Regions from separate parts of the Homo sapiens genome. Here region 1 is linked to region 2. Evidence: read pairs that join two places in POLR2A ChIA-PET (ENCODE). Cell type or tissue: Panc1. All regions are shown on one strand. Each heading gives the region's core, and the rest is flanking DNA. Links, peaks and the distances in the headings are about the cores only. Region 1 has its middle 13 kb from the start of SCREEM1. Region 2 overlaps PEDS1-UBE2V1 (PEDS1-UBE2V1 readthrough).

What was found. Peaks named below come from ENCODE experiments on the same cell type or tissue, not always from the same donor. Only the 100,000 strongest peaks of a DNase experiment are listed, where the experiment ranks them.
Region 1: POLR2A ChIA-PET joins it to region 2 with 7 read pairs; 5 of 35 experiments call an interaction of 5 or more read pairs at or near these places.

The regions. Positions count from the first base shown.
Region 1 is chr20:50,013,287-50,022,013 of GRCh38, reverse strand. No RefSeq gene overlaps it. Among named protein-coding and RNA genes, the nearest start is that of SCREEM1, 13 kb to the left of the region's middle. RefSeq lists an enhancer at 5,503-6,230. In Panc1, for the core only: no CTCF peak of the experiment used is centred there; no DNase peak of the experiment used is centred there; H3K27ac peaks cover 320 bases.
Region 2 is chr20:50,091,576-50,100,302 of GRCh38, reverse strand. PEDS1-UBE2V1 (PEDS1-UBE2V1 readthrough) reads left to right here. Exons shown (of 8, transcript NM_199203.3): 6 at 3,483-3,631. UBE2V1 (ubiquitin conjugating enzyme E2 V1) reads left to right here. Exons shown (of 4, transcript NM_001032288.3): 2 at 3,483-3,631. Among named protein-coding and RNA genes, the nearest start is that of UBE2V1, 17 kb to the left of the region's middle. RefSeq lists an enhancer at 378-1,041. In Panc1, for the core only: no CTCF peak of the experiment used is centred there; no DNase peak of the experiment used is centred there.

The DNA of each region.
Region 1 (8,727 bases), core at 1,838-4,337, 78 kb after region 2:
CCATGGCACCTGGCTAATTTTTGTATTTTTAGTAGAGACGGGGTTTCACCATGTTGGCCAGGCTGGTCTCAAACTCCTGACCTCAAATGATCCGCCCGCCTCGGCCTCCCAAACTGTTGGGATTACAGGTGTGAGCCACTGTGCCCAGCCTGTTTTTGCTAAATCTGACTATCCTAGTCTGGCAGGAAATAAATGTTCGATAATGTTCTCTAAATGAATGAATGAATGAATGAAGCTAAAGTGTACTGGCTGAAGGAATACAAAAATGAATGAGTGATTGAAGAAATGGCAGTATCTCCTTCCTTCCCTATTGTAAACTCTAATATGGTCTACTAGGTCCAAAATACTGGACACTGATACCATATAATTGAGATATGTAAGGTTTTTTACTTTAAGTAAAATTTGATAGTTTTATTTTTAATAAATAGAATTTTAGGGAAACTTAACAATTTTTTTTAATGAAGGAAAACTGGTTTCTCACCCAAACCACACAAGTCAAAGAATTCTTCACTATAAAATGAACTTTGTTTCATAAAATATGTATGAAAGCAAGTTACTAATATTCTAAACCATTTAAAAACTGCATACAAAGTTAACACATCAATATTTTCTACAAAACAAAAGAGCATTTAATTCCAAATGGCCTAACCACATCCTAGTTATAGAACTTCAGGGTCCACTCCAGGGACATAAGTCCAAGTATTGTTGGAATTCAGAGATCCTGTAGACTTATGGATCTATCAGTGACAAGTGAGAAGCTTATCCCATCCCAAATAGAGAGTATAAGTTCAAAATCATGATACATTAAACAAAACATTTTAGTGAATATATTAAAGAATTAAACTCACATATGGCAAAGAACAGAAGTGTGACAGATGAGAAAACTCAAAAATACTCTAACATATGTTTTGGTCCTCTGGCACTTTAATCAATTGAATCAATGTAAATTTTAAGATTGCCAATATTTCTTTGTGAATCTGACACCAAAAAGGCAGCTGGAGAAACAGCATCAAGCGACAATATGGAGAACATAAAAATGGACTCTCATAGGCCAGGCGCGGTGGCTCACACCTGTAATCTCGGCACTTTGGAAGGCCGAGGCAGGCGGATCACCTGAGTTCAGGAGTTTGAGACCAGCCTGGCCAACATGGTGAAAGCCCATCTCTACTAAAAATACAAAAATTAGCGGGTGTGGTGGTGCATGCCTGTAGTCCTGGCTGCTTGGGAGGCTGAGGCAGGAGAATTGCTTGAACCCAGGAGGCGGAAGTTGCAGTGAGCCAAGATTGCGCCACTGTGCTCCAGCCTGGGTGACAGAGTGAGACTCTGTCTCACAAAAACAACAACAAGAAAAACAAAAACAAATGAATGAGTGATTGAAAGCCCTTTTTTATAGGCATTATTACTACGGTTATTACTCTTTTCTCACTTATGGTTCAAAAGTTCCTGCTTTTGAGAACCATCTTTCTCCTTTCTTTGGCTCATGACAGCAGGCTGGAGGAAGCCGAGGCTTGCAGAGGGAAATGACTCACCCAAGGCCCTCCAGGCCTGTCTGCATCTGAGGTCGAGGCCTTTTCACACTTCCAGGCAGCTTCTGCCCTCCACACAATCATAACACCTGTCCCAGCCTCACATACAGGACCCCTTCAAATCTCACACAGCCCCATGGAGCTGGGGCAACTGCCAACCAAGAGACTGAGGCTCAGAGAAGTGATGGGACCCCTCTGAGCTCATGGTGGCATCTCCGGGATGCTGCTGTCATCCAGGGGCCCTAGAGCTGTGGCTGGCAGAACTCCAGGCTTGGCTATCAACTGGTGACTCCTGCAGCCCCATGCCTACCTGCCCTGGCCGCCGCTGGACCAAGACCCAGTGAGCAATTACTCAGCCCAGGCTGAACTGCGTGGAGGAAAATCCTCCTTTGCAGCTTTGCTCCCTCGGGCTCCACAGCCGGGAACTACCTCCCCCAAGGCCAGTTCATCTCCTGGCAGCGCTGGCAGATGTAGAAACCCAGGCCTGTCTGTGAGCTGGCAGCAGGTAGGAGGCTGGCAGAGCTTGTGCCAGGCACTCTGCCAATGTAGCCAGCGCTGTTTCATTCAGTCACTCAACAAACATTTATGGAGGGTCTGCTGGGCCAAACACTGGGTCCATTCCTTGTTGGCTGTTGGAAGAAGTAGATCAGATCATGAGTGTTTAAAAAGAGCCTAGCGCACAGCAAGCGCTCATGTAGCTATCCTTCTTCCCTGAGCAACTACTGTGTGCCTGGCACCATGTGTGGCCCTGTTTGGCCTGAGAGGGAGATAGGATCAGACAAGGAAATCAGAGTAAAGAAGAGCCTGGGAAACTGATCAAACCTGTTACGGCTCATGGAGCATATACTCCTGTGCTGGGCACAGCCCTGGCACTGTCTCACTTAAGTCATGACAGCCCTGAGCAGTGGGATTGCTACTATCCCTGCTACACAGAGTGGAAAGAGAAGGCCAGGACTCTGCTACAGGATTAGCACTGCTCTAAGATCTCCCGGCCAGGCACGGTGGCTCACGCCTGTAATCCCAGCACTCTGGGAGGTCGAGGTGGGTGGATGGCTTGAGGTCAGGAGCTCGAGACCAGCCTAGACAACATATTTAGGAGAGAAAGAGCAATTGCAGAACACCTACTAATTGAGTCAACTCCCTTCAATGAGCAATCTATTCATCCATCCATCCATTCATTCATTCAACAAATCTTTATTAAGACCCAGCACAAGGCAGGCACTGGAGATGCAGCAGTGAATAAAATAAGCAAAACTAAAGCTTCCTACAGTACCAGTAAGAGCACAGAGTCTGGAGCCAGATGCCTGGGTTCAAGTCCCAGCTCTGCCACCCACCAGCTGTGTGGTCTCGGGCAAGAAGCTTGACCACTCTGAAACTCAGTTTCTTTTATTTTCTGAGATGAAGTTTTGCTCTTGTTGCCCAGGGTGGAGTGCAGTGGCACAACCTTGGCTCACTGCAACCTCCGCCTCCCAGGTTCAAGCAATTCTCCTGCCTCAGCCTCCCGAGTTCAAATAATTCTCCTGCCTCAGCCTCTCGAGTAGCTGGGATTACAGAGATCTGCCACCACGCCAGGCTAATTTTTTGTATTTTTAGTAGAGATGGGATTTTACTATATTGGCCAGGCTGGTCTTGAACTCCTGACCTCAGGTGATCCACCCGCCTTGACCTCCCAAAGTGCTGGGATTACAGACATGAACCATCATGGCTGGCCCCTAAGCACAACCTTTAACCTTGGTCTTCCAGGCCCTACAAGACCCTAGACACCCAGTGTCCCAAGAACCACCTGCATCTGAATGTCCACTGGGTGTTCATCTCCTCTGCCTTTGCCCCAAACGCACAAATATGCATCTGCTGGTGTGGGGCCCCAGGATCTGCATTTTATTTATTTTTTTTGAGACGGAGTTTCGCTCTTGTTGCCCAGGCTGGAGTGCAATGGCACAATCTTGGCTCACTGCAACCTTTGCCTCCTGGATTCAAGCAATTCTCCTGCCTCAGCCTCCCAAGTAGCTGGGATCACAGGAATGTGCCACCACACCCGGCTAATTTTTTGTATTTCTCATAGAGATGGGGTTTCACCATGTTGGCCAGGCTAGTCTCAAACTCCTGACCTCAGGTGATCCATCCGCCTCAGCCTCCCAAAGTTCTGGGGTTACAGACATGTGCCACTGCGCCCTGCCAGGGATCTGCATTTTAATAGGTGTCACTGGTGATGGCTGTACTGGGGCCCAACATGGCCAACTAGGCTTGGAACTGGGCAGAGATGCAAGTCATCCAGGCAGAGGTGAGAGCAGGACCAGGATGTGAGATGGGCTGGAGTAAGCTCTGGTTTATTTCAGACAGGAAGGAGAGTGAGGAAGGGGTTAGGAGGAAGGATAGAGGGAAGGAGTAGGAATGGAGGGAGGGAGGGAGGGAAGGAAGGAGGGAGAAGGGAAGGAAGAGAGAGGAAGGAAGGGATGGATGGAGGAAGAGAGGAAGGAAAGGAGGAGGTAGGGAGGGGGAGAAAGAAAGAAAGAGGAGAAAGAGAGAAAGAGGAAGAACGAAAGAAGGAAAGAATTTTCATTTGTCCCAAGCTTGCCCAAATTGAGTTTGCAGCCAGACCACAGGGCTTTCATTTTCTCCCGATTTTTCTGCCAGAGGCAGAAAACATTCTCCCTTGGGAAGCTCAGAAATAGCTGAGCTCAAAAACTAGGCTGGGTGAGGATTTCAGGCTACAGGGAGGGATTTATACCAAAGGCCTCTGTAGAGTCTGGAGGTTAAGGACACAGCCACTGGCGCCAGTCGGCCTGGGTTCAAATCCCAGTTCTGCCCCCTTCCTGGCTCTGTGACCTTGGATTTGGCCTCAGTTTCTCTCCCACAAAGCAGGAATCAACAACAGTCCCAGGCATGATTGCATCTGGGCATTCACATTTCATCCGTGGGACTTGCCTCCTCTCCATCTTTGCAGCCTCCACTCAGCCAAGCCTCTCCTCAACAAGGCAGGATGAACCCCCAAGTCCAGGATTCCACCCAGCCCATTTAGCAACCCCAATAGAAACGAAGTGCCTCTTTCCCCATGGGTCCAGCAAAAATCCCAGGCCTGTCTCTCATTGGCTGAGAGGATGCAGTTGTCCTGATTGGTCAGTACTGAGTGCATGCCCCACCCAAAACCCTTGGACTGAGGCACAGAGAAAGGAGAGTCCATGCTGGGTGGGAACTTAAAACAGATGTCCCTACAAGGGCCCACAAGGGACAAGAATAGGAGAGAAGCCACTGGCTGGGCACGGTGGCTCAGGCCTGTAATCTCAGGACTTTCGGAGGTGGCGGTGGGTGGATCGCTTGAGGTCAGGAGTTCCAGACCAGCCTGGACAACATGGCGAAACCCCGTCTCTACTAAAAATACAAAAATTAGCCAAGCATGGTGGCGGGTGCCTGTAGTCCCAGCTACTTGGGAGGCTGAGGCAGGAGAATTGCTTGAACCAGGGAGGTGGAGGTTGCAGTGAGCTGAGATTTTGCCACTATACTCCACCTTGAGCGACAGAGCGAGACTCTGTCTCCAAAAAATAAAATAAAATAAAAATACAAAAATTAGCTGGGCGTGGTGGCCCATGCCTGTAATCTCAGCTACTCAGGAGACTGAGGCAGGAGGATCCCTTGAACCTGGGAGGTGGGGGTTGCAGTAAGCTATGATCACACCATTGCACTCCAGCCTGGGTGACAGTGTGAGACCCTGTCTCAATTAAAAAAAAAAAAAAAAAGAGAGAGAGAGAGAAAGAGAGAGAGAGAGACAGAGAAGCCAACACAGCACTGGTTGAGCACCTAGCATGTGCCAAGTGCTTTCACATGATCCTGTTAAGCCTCCCGACAAACCTGCCTGATGATGTTGCTTTGGGAAACAGGAAAGGGAGCCTTGGAGGAGGTGAACAGACCAGGCCAAAGCCACCCAGAGCAAGCTCTGCTTCTAAGCCCTTCCCTCCACTCCGGCCCTGCCTGATCTCGACCTCCACGAGGGGGGAACTAATAGGGGCCGTTCATCAGACACTCGCTGCAAGAACAGTCGCTGCCGTTTCCCCATGGCTGAGTCCCTGCTACCCTGTCCCCGGATACCCCTGAGGCTCTGAGTGCTCCAGGCCCTTGCCCTGGGTCACACAGCAGGGAGAGGGGAGCCAGGGTCTGCACCCAGAGCTGCCTAAATCTAATTAGGGCCTGAAAGTCAGGGCTGGCTCCCACCGTCGGGGCCAGGGTTACAGTGGGAGGAGCCTGCCGCCTTTCCAGCGACCTCCTGGACCTTGTCTCAGCTGGAAGAGGGCCCCAGCCTCTGCTCTCATCTGGATGTGACAAGAAACAGCCCAGCAGCTCACCCTAGACAGGGCAGGGGCGGAGCTGGAGAGGGTGGGAAGGGAGGCGCCAGCCATGCTCCCTGAGGAGTGGTGAGGAGAGCAGGCGCCGGGGATGGAAGGCCTGGGTTTGAACCCATCTCTGCCCCTTAAACCCTGTGTGAACTGGCGAGTACCTGACCTCTCTGGTCTCCTCTGCAAAGTACGTCCAGGCAACCTCCTGGGGGTGTGGGAAGCCCCCAGGAGCTGGTGCTTGTAGCTAACATTTACGAAGCCCCAAGCCTGGCCAAAACCTGGGATTGGCCTAGGATGAGCAAGCACTTCCTTCATCACCGCCTGCGGGGAGGGAGGTGCTCTTATTATTACCTCCACTTTACAGAGAAGAAACTGAGACACAGAGGAGGTGACTTGCCAGATGATAGTTACACAGTCAGGAAGTGTCAGAGCACGGACTGGAACCCAGGCAGACCTGGCTCCAGAGCCCACCTCTTCGCCACTCCCCAGCGCCGGAATGCAGTCAAGTTCCAGGTTAGCAGCTCCTTACCCTGTTGCTGTTGACATCTACCAGGGTTTCTGGAGTTAGGGTCCTACCCTGGTCTGGAAACGGAGGCGGGGGGAGGGGGGGAGGGGACGAGGGGGCGCGGTGGGGGGTGGGGGGAACGTCCCTATATTCCATCCCCAACAGCCACCCTGCCAAGGAAATGGGCCCGGAGGGGGTATGTGCGGCGCCCAAGGGTGCACAGCCGTGGGGTCAGGTGTGGCTTATCAGGGCAGCATCTTCCCCGCCGGCATCTCCTGGATCCCCCTCATTTATACTCTCTCTCTCTACCCCCCGCTGTGGGGCGGGGGCTGCCTCCATGCCGGCTCCACGCTGACTCCACGCTGGCTACAGGACATTTGTTACTGTGTCAGTTCTAGCTCCCACCCCGATGGGGGGGCCGGCAGGCAGGGGGCTTCCTGGCGGCCCTGGGAGGGAGGAATGCGCCCCCACCCCCAGCCCCATATGGCCTCCTTCCTGGCCCATCTGCTTCCCATTGCCCTACGCGGCTGCTGCGGGGCCGCTGGAGCCCGCCCGCAGGGGTGTGAAGTTTATGTGGCTGGGCCTGGAGCCGGCGGTGACAGGGCCACACACGTTCACACAGACACACACTGGACACCGCCCACCAACCCTGCTGCATGTGTGCTCACACACACACATCAGTCCACCCCCCACGTCCCCAAATACACCCACAGTCTCACATTCACTCCCATCAACTAACACCAGAGACTTTCAACTCACACACACACACCAGTGAACGCCATACCAAACCCTGACACACACGTACACAACGCACTCTCAGAACGGACCCCTGCTCACACACACAGCCACACACAACACGCTGACTCACACTGCCTGACACCCTTCCTAGATGTGCCCCTACACTCACACCTGCACACACACACACACATCCACCCCAACACACAAAGACACACCAGCTTACCCAGATGACACAAACACAAAACGGTGACTTCCACACAGGCCCAGACCTCGGAGAGGCCATTGGATGGGGAAGGGGCCCCCTCCAAGGCACAGGACGGCCTCTCCCCCAACCCCTCTATCAAGAGCCCAGACCCCTGTGCCAACACAGGCCACACGCTGTCCCACCTCCTCCTTATTCAACCCTAGAGGCCGAGGAGGCCATTCCTCAGAGGAGGCCTGGAGACCAGCAGCCACTGGCCGAGGTCTCCAGGGAGTGTGGGCAGAGACCGATTCCAACCCAGGCCACCTACACTGGGCACTCAGCACTCCAGCTCAAACCCCTGAGGGAGCCCCCATCTGACTCCCCTCCTTCTGGGCACCTGCACCATCCCCAGTGAGATCCTATCACTCACCACCACCTCCAGGGCCCTCGAAGAGAATTCAGGGATCTGTGAACTTGGACTGGGGGAAAAAAAGGGATGTCCTGATTTTCACTAACCGCCAACTGGAATTTGGCATTTCCTTCCCTTACGAGCAGACGTGGGAAACCACAGTGGCAGTAGCTGGACGGTGGCTTTGTCAATCAGAAATCCTTTGTCCATGTCTCTTTACAGTGTCATAGAAAGAGCATTCGTCCTCTTCCTGATTTCAAAATTACCATAGTTGGCTGGGCATGGTGGCTTGCGCCTGTAATCCCAGCACTTTGGGAGGCTGAGGAGTTTGAGGCCAGCCTGGGCAACATGGTGAACCCTGTCTCTACCAAAAATACAAAAAATTATCTGGGTGTGGTGGTGTGGGCCTCTGGTCCCAGCTACTCAGGGAGCTGAGGTGGGAGGATTGCTTGGGCCTGGGTGGTGGAGGCTGCAGTGAGCCATAATCATTCCACTGCACTCCAGCCTGGGCAACAGAGTAAGTGCCTGTTTCAAAAATAAATAAATAAACAAAAACCAAAAAGCACAGCTGTCACCATATCAAACATTCAGCTATTAAATATTTTAATGACTTTAGTTTAATATAATGTTTTACTTTAATGCTATACAATTTCATTTATAAAGGTAAATCTAAGGCTGGGCGTGGTGGCTCATGCCTATAATCCCAGCACTTTGGGAGGCTGAGGTGGGCGGATCACGAGGTCAGGAGTTTGAGACTAGCCTGGCCAACATGGTGAAACTCCATCTCTACTAAAATTTAGCCAGGCATGGTGGTGCGTGCCTGTCGTTCCAGCTACTCAGGAGGCTGAGGCAGGAGAATTGCTTGAACCCGGGAGGTGGAGGTTGTGGTGAGCTGAGATTGCCCCACTGCACTCCAGCCTGGGCAACAGAGCGAGACTCTGTCTCAAAAAAAAAAAAAATATATATATATATATATATATACACACACACACACACACACATGAATCTAAATGTATAATAAAAAAGGGATCTATGGC
Region 2 (8,727 bases), core at 1,903-4,402:
TTTTTTTTTTTTTTTTTAAATAGAGACAGGTTCTTGCTCTGTTGCCCAGGCTGGAATGCAGTGGCGTGATCATAGCTCACTACAGACTTGACCTTCCAGGCTCAAGCAGTCCTCCTGTCTCAGCCTCCTAAGCAGCTGGGACTACAGGTGTGCACCACCACACCCAGCTAATTTATTTATTATTTTTTGTTTATTTTTGGTTTTTGAGACAGGGTCTCACTCTGTCGCCCAGGCTGGAGTGCAGTGGTGCAGTCTCGCCTCACTGCAACCTCCGCCTTCCTGGCTCAAGTGACCCTCCCCTCTCAGCCTCCTGAGTAACTAGGACTACAGGTGGGCACCACCATGCCCAGCTAATTCTTGTATTTTTTTGTAGACATGAGATTTCTCCATGTTGCCCAGGCTGATCTCGAACTCCTGGCCTCAGACGATTGTCTTGGCCTCTCAAAGTGCTGGGATTACAGGTGTGAGCTGCCATACCCAGCTGACCAAGTTTTAGTAACATTAAAATCATTGTCCATTAAAAGTTAGTCACTTAAGGAATGCCGTTAAGTGAGATTCCTACTCAGAGAAGAACCCTTGATCCTTATTGAGATGAAGTGCTGGACAACCAAAGCCCTAAAGAAGCTGAGGGAGCTTGGCTTATGGATTCCTAGGGGAAGGAGCCTTCTGGACAGCAGGAATGACAGTCGCACAGGCCCTGGGTAGGTCCTTGCGTGGGGGTGCAGTTGAAATGGTTCCTAATTGGTTTTTTGTTATGCAAATAACATGGGATTGTTGTAAAAAAATCAGGAAATAGAGAAAGTAGGGGGAATCATCCATAATTCTTTTACCCAGAGATAACAGCTGTTAACATCTTGTTCTGTATCCTTACCAACTCTATAAAGCTCCTTAAGATGTCACTTATCATCTATATGAGTTTGCTAGTGCTGTCATAACAAAATACCATAGACTGGGTGGGGCTTAAACAACAAATTTCTCACAGCTCTAGAGACCAGAAGCCCAAGATCAAGGTGTCAGCAGGTTTTGTCACATTCTGAGGTACTGGGAGTTAGGACTTAAGTATATAAATTTGAGGGGAACACAGTTCAGCCCAGCCCATAGCACGATCTGTGAACAAGTACCTCAGTCATCAGCCTTCCTATCAATATGATTCTTTTGATGTTCATTTTTATTAGTGCAGGCTTGTAAATTAACCAGTAGTAATGTAGTGACTTTTCCCCCGCTAGCCTAATTAGGATTATTAAAGATTTAGATTGAACCCTTTCTGAACAATAGTTGTGTTGTCTGGCTTTTTGCCTATAATGTCACCACTATCTTTCAGTTTTATGTTTGCTACAGGAGACTTAATCCAGTATAGCTGAATAATCCAGTTGGCTGCTGTGCAGATGAAAATGCCAGTGTTTTCCAAACAAGCAGTTCAAGTATGCTTGCAGGTTTTGCTGTTTCCTTTCAAATACCATATGTAGTACTATTTAATATTTTTCTTGTAATCAACTGACTCTTTTGCTTACATTTATTTTAAAGGAAACTTTTACCATTATTATAAATGGGAAGTTAGTATATTACTTACCCTAAATAAGTTATTCTTAAACATAAATACGTGACTGTAAAACGAAGTGTTCAATCACATACCACCGAAAGTCCTCTAACATACCACTACCAACTCTGTCCTTCAGTTGCTTGGACCAAAAACCTGGGAGCTGTAGTTGACTCTTGTCTCTCACACCTCACAGGCAACCTGATAGCAAATCTCCACAGCTCAGACCTCTGAAATGCCTAGAATTACGCCACTCCTCACTACTTTCCTGCTATCACCCTGGTCCAAACGGGTATTATCTTTTGCTAGGATTATTGCAGTAGCCTCCTAGCTGCTTCTGCCCTTGCTCCCTTCACTCTCATCCTCACACAGCAGTCTGAGGGATCCTATTAAAAACAAGACAGATCATGTCACTCAGTAACAGTTGGCATCCTTAATCTCCTCTTGCTCTCTCATCTTCCTCACTTGGTTTGAGCTAAATTGGCCTCCTTGCTGTCCTTTGACACCCTAAGCAGCCTCTATTTTAGGGCCTTTGCACTTGTTTGCTCTGTCTCAAAGACTTTCTCCTCAGCTATCCATAAATCATGCCCTCTCACCTTCTTTAGGTCTTTAGTTATGACACCTGATTGCAATAACACTTTTCCTTTATCCCTCCATTTAAAAGTATAGCCCCTCCCGTATTACTCCCTCCTCCGGAACACCAGGATCTGTCATACTGTATAATTTACATATTCATTTTTGTCCATTATATGTCTTCTACTAGAATGTAAGCTGCAGGCATTTTTGTTTTATTCACTGCTTGTTCTTCAGTGCTTAGAAAAGTCCCCGATGTATACTAAGTACTCAAATATTTATTCCAATTGAATTAATGGCGTGTGTCCTACACTTTGGGAAATACATATACTGGCAACACCTCCCACAATCTGGGGTCCCTCCAGTGAGCCTCTCTTCACAGTCACATGGTTAGTCCTGTTTGTCTCTGAGAGTCTGGCCAATTGAGAGCTCAGCATTCAAGGCAGAGAACTTGAAACTTGACTGGATCCTGAGTTTTTTCCAGAGAAAATAGTGCATATGCCAGGGAAAATGGAGGAAGGAGAGACAGTCAGGATTGGTTGGGAGTGCAACCCTAGGAGAGATGATTTGTTCCCCAAGCACAGAAGGAAAGTCCATCTCTCTCTCCTCCCATAGCCCCCTCCCTTGTCTGGCCCCAGTACCTAGGTTCTGTTCTGGAAGACACCTAGAAATGGCTCAAGCCTCAGCCTGAACCCGGTACTGTGGCTTGAACCTGTGAGGTGTTTTCATGCGTTGCTTTCAAGAGCTACTTGCCAGGCTTTGGGATTTTTGGAAAACAATTGAGAACCAGCTATTCCCTTTTAGCTTTTTTGTAAGTTAAAAGAGAAACTATCACTTAAATAATTGAAAAACAATAGAATATTTTATCCTTGGTGCCTTCAGTTGACTCTTAGTTGATTAAGAGGATACCATTTTTATTTCCCATATCCATGGTGACTATTCCTCCTAAAGGTTGTTTGAGAGTCATGCCAACAAATAAGCGTAGTCTTAGCCTCTTGTCTTCCAAGGTACTTTTGTTAGCACCTGATATTGATGGTTTTCATCTCATACTAGTTGACCCCAATTCATAGACATTTAGACATGTAAGCCCCTTAGGAGGTTTGTCCAAGGGGTAGGGGTGGGGTATCTTTCTAAGTTTGGTTATCTAGCCCTAGTCACTTCACCTGTCAGAGAACCATGTGCCCCTTCCCTCTGGTTGTGCTGGTTGATACTGATAGCTTTATAAGTAGCAAGTTTGAGGTGTGATAACTTTCCGTGATTTTTTTGCATGTTAGCATCTTGATTCCCAGGGAGAGATAATGAGCAGCTAGCTCTAGGCTTACAAGTTCCCCTGGAGTTGCTGGTATCTTGAATTTCTTTCCATTTATTTTAGGAGTAAAAGTCCCTCGCAATTTCCGACTGTTGGAAGAACTCGAAGAAGGCCAGAAAGGAGTAGGAGATGGCACAGTTAGCTGGGGTCTAGAAGATGACGAAGACATGACACTTACAAGATGGACAGGGATGATAATTGGGCCTCCAAGAGTAAGCGTCGAGCTACGGCTATAAATGTCAATGTCTTAAATTCACTGTGCCTCCTTTTAAAAAATATTAGCCTTATCACGGAAAAAAAGCTCACCAATGGTATATTTTCTGAAATGTGGCTATTCTTTTTTGACCAGTTTCAGTTTATATATTTGAACCTCCTCTGATGCTGTTTAACCCCTCTAAATGGTAAGCAAAAACCTGTTTAGACTCATAGTGTGAATTTATATGACAATGTAGACAGTGAGGTGTGAAGTCATTGCACCATCAGATGTCGTTCAGAACAATCTCTGGGCTAACCAAATAACTAGGCCCTAGGTATAGCCAGCATTCCTGAAGCCAGTCTCCAAATTAACTCTGGAAAGCCTTCCCAGTTGTGGTTTTTCTTCACTGTCTCCCAGGTCTGCCGTGCACCTGTATCCTAGTTCCTTGGGCCATTCAGCAAAGGTCCCTGGCAAGCCTGTCAGCTCCTGGTCTATTCCAGGCACTACTAGACCCAGAGGCCTTTGCAAAGAAGACGAAGACAATGAGGATGGGGAAAAGTGGCCTCTTTCAGACCTTCCTGATTTGTGAGAGTTCCCAGTCTTCATAATGCCAGCCAACCGTTTTTTGAGGACACATAGTAAACCCTCAAGAAATGTCTCTTAACTCTCACAAGACCCCATTGTTAGGTGCAATTGCATTCCATTTCACAGATGAGGAGACAGACTCAGAGGAGTCAGATCTCTTGCCCAAAGTCACATAGCTGGTAACCCCCAAACCAGATCTGACTCCAGAGCCTGTGCTCTTAACCACTGTGCTGTGGTGTCTCCCTTTTGTTTACATTTTGAGTTTTCATCTGTTACCATTATAGAAGATACTAATCAAGTAGTAACTTGATGTAGGAGTCAAGAAATTGATTTCCATACTGTGACACACACTTCAGACAAGCAGTAAGGGCCTCTGCCTGAATGTAGCAAGACCTGTCCTGTGTCTGCTTGTGTTTAAGGATGATGACAACATTCATTCTTTTGATTGTGTGCAGGACTCTGCACTAGCACTGTGAGAGCAGAAAGACATGTAGGGCGTGGCCCGGGCTGGAACAGGGACAAGTGACATGTTCGTTAAGTGTTAGGACACTAATGCTCATTTCAGATGGTCATCAACACTCATGGTGAATGATTGGCTTTGCCATTTAATGTTGCTTCTTAAGTCATTTTGTGACCCTATAGTTTTGTGGAGTTTTAAAAATATATACATTTGATCTGTTTTTACTCATTTCTTTATCCTTTTTTTCCTGTGAAAACCAGAATTTTCTGCGTCTGCTAAATACCGGGGAAAACCCAATCTAGAAATCCTGTTTCTCCATGGAGATAATTTTCTTTGCTGTCTCTGAAGGTCCATCATATGCTGACATCTTCTTCACTGCATGTCTTCTCTTCCTAAGAATGATTTCGGTTTCTTGAGGATGAGAACTGTGCTTCCCTCCTTACTTCCCAGAATACCTAGAAATGACTCAGAATGGGGTACTCAGTAGATTTGTTAATCAACTTACTGATTTACAGGTTCTAAAATACTGAGAATTGAACCAATGTACAACATTGCGATACACTAAATACCACTGAATTGTACACTTTCAAAAAAACACACAAAACAATGCATCAGTAAATTCTGCTGAAAATATTCTGTCTGCCTAAAACAGCTTGGGCTACCCTGAATTTCAGTTTATCTCTTTCCAAAAGAGGCTTTGGAAGTTGTAATGCGTAGCTACGGTATGCCAGGAGTCCTCCATGTATTTGTTTTTGGTAACAGCTTTATTGGGATAGAATTCACCCTTTTAAATATACAGTTCGGTGGTCTTACATTCAGAGTTGTGCATCCGTCACTAATTTCAGAACGTTTTCATCACCTCAAAAAGGAACCCATACCCATCGGTAGGCACCCCCCATTCTCCCTCCCACATCCCCCATTTCCCATCTTTGACAATCATCAGTCTACTTTCTAGCTCAATGAATTTGCTTTTTCTGAACATCTATTATAAATGGAATTCTACAGTATGTGGCCTTTTGTGACTGGCTTCCTTTACTCAGCATAATTTTTTCAAGGTTCAAGCATATTGTAGCATCTATCAATACTTTTATTCTTCTTATGGCTGAATAATATTCCATTGTACAGATACGCCATATTTTGTTTTTCCATTTGTTGATGAACATTTGGGTTGTTTCTACCTTTTGGCTATTATAAATAATGCTTCTAGGAACATTTATATACAGGTTTGTATGTGGACATATATTTTCTTTTTATTTTTTTATCTACACCTGCTGGAATAGATGGACATAGTTGTTTTTAGCTACCTAATTTTTCCTCCTTTGAAGATGGACATATATTATATATAATTATATATTATATAATGCATTATATATTATATAATGCATTATATATTATATAATGCATTATATATTATATAATGCATATGTTATATATTATATATACTGTATATTTATATAACATATATGATATGTAATATATATTACATATAATTATATATAAGATATATAATTATAATATATAATATATTTTTATTTAAATAAAAGCAAATCCTCCAAGCCTATATATATTATATATATAACATACATAATATATTTTATATATATATATTTTATTATTATTATTATTATTATTTTTTTTTTTTTTTTTTTTTTTTTGAGTTGGAGTCTCGCTCTGTCTCCCAGGCTGGAGTGCAGTGGCGCAATCTCGGCTCACTGCAACCTCCACCTCCCGGATTCAAGCAATTCTCTGCCTCAGCCTCCCGAGTAGCTGGGATTACAGGTACCCGCCACCACGCCCAGCTAATTTTGTATTTTTAGTAGAGACGGGGTTTCACCATCTTAGCCAGGCTGGTCTTGAACTCCTGACCTCATGATCTACCCACCTCGGCCTCCCAAAGTGCTGGAATTACAGGTGTGAGCCATCGCGCCCTGCCGGAGATACATTTTTGAATTCCCCTGGGTGTATACCTAGGAGTGGAATTGCTGGATCATATGGTAACTGTGTTTAACATTTGGAGGAAATGCCAAACTGTTTCCCAAAGTGGCTGCACCATTTTACATTCCTACTAGCAATGCCCGAAAGTTCCCATTTCTCCACATTCTCACCAACACTTGTTATTGTCTTTTCACCCTTGTAGTTTTTATTATCCTGGTTCCCCAAGGTCAGAAACTAAGTCATAAAAGGAACTATCTGTGTGTAGATGCTTCCTGTGACCAATCTTTCATGATTAGCACATGAGCTATTTGCTGTGTAACTCGAATATCCACATAATTATTAAAGCATCTAAATAGAGCACTTGAGTAACTCATCTCCCTATTAGGTTTTTGTTATTGTTTTACTCAAAAGAACATTTTCCATCAAAATTTCAAAGGTCTATACCATGTGATCCAGGAATTCTTCTAGGAATTTACTTTCCAATTTCTCTTGAATGTATTGCCCAAAGGCAGTGTACAAAATTATTTCATGCAGCATTGTCAGTAGTAGCAAAATATTGGAAACAACATCATTGTCTTTGAGTATACCATATTATGTCCTGTTTAGCTGTTGAACAATGAGACAGATTTATGTGTGCTGAAATGGAATGATCTCCATGATATTGTGAAAAAGTAAATTATAAAACAGGAGACAGAGTATGCTGCCAGTTGGAGTGGGGGGCCTTGGGTGCAGAGGAAGAGCTCATGCATACACTGCTTCTGTGTGCTTAGAATACCTCTGGAGGAATGGGAAAGAAGCTGCTGACAGTGGTTGTCTTCTTCAGAAGGGAGCTGGCTGGCTAGGGCTGGAGTGGAAAGGAAACTTACTTTTTACCATATACCCTTCTGTACTCTTTGAATGTTTTAGTCATATGTGTGTGCTGTTTGAATAGTGCCCCCACCTTTTTTGTTTGTTTGTTTATTTAAAGAAAAGCAAATCCTCCAAACCTAAAAACAAAGCTTCTGAGCCAACTGCTCCTTGCACAATTCTGGCAAATGTCTAGCTGTCCACAGCGTTAGACATGGAATATTTCTACTTTGACCACAGAAGTACTAACAATAGTCAAGTTATATAGAGCAGAGTTTCTCAGACGTGGCATGTAGGGCTGGTTCTTTTCTTTGTCATGAGAGTGCTAGGTATGTGCGTTGTAGGCTGTTTAGCAGCATCCCTGGCCTCTACTCACTAGAAGCCAGCAGTACCCCCGTCTCCATTGCAGCAACCATAAATGTGTCTAGGCAACGCTTGATCCTCCCTTCCCCTTCCCAGCAGAGGGGCAAAAATGGCCCTCATCGAGGAGCACTGTTGAGCCTCTGGGGTTCTCCAAAATAGTGTTTTTTCTGTTTTTTTGAGATGGAGTCTTATTCTGTTGCCCAGGGTGGAGTGCAGTGGCGTGATTTCAGCTCACGGCAGTCTCTGTCTCCCGGGTTCAAGCGATTCTCCTGCCTCAGCCTCCCTAGTCGCTGGGGTTATAGGCACATACCACCACACCCGGCTAATTTTTATATTTTTAGTAGAGACAGGTTTTTGCCGTGTTGGCCAGGCTGGTCTCAGACTCCTGACCTCAGGTGATCCGCCCACCTTGGTCTCTCAAAGTGCTGGGATTACAGGCATGAGCCCACCACACCCGGCCAAGTGTTTTATGTGTGGATTAGAGCCTGGATGTGTGTTTATACCCTGGAGTACTGGTACCCATGCTTCAGAGGAACTGAACATAATTACAGGGGTGTAGGAAGTAAAAGAAAAGTGATCCTTTCTCTGATTCATTATGCTCACCATCGAATGAAACTTAAGTTGGTGTGTGGTGTGGTTCTACCCACTTTTGCTGTGGGTATGCAAACGTAAATATATATCTTTTTAAGAAAAATGGGATCTTCCTATGCATAATGTTTTACAACTTAATTTTTTTTCACCTAATAGATGGTGGACATCTTTCTATATCAGTGCATATTGACTGATCTCTTTTTTAAAAGCTTTGAGGCGGGGCGTGGTAACTCACGCCTGTAATTCCAGCACTTTGGGAGGCCAAGGCGGGCAGATCACCTGAGGTCAGGAGTTCAAGACCAGCCTGGCCAATATGGCGAAACCCGGTCGCT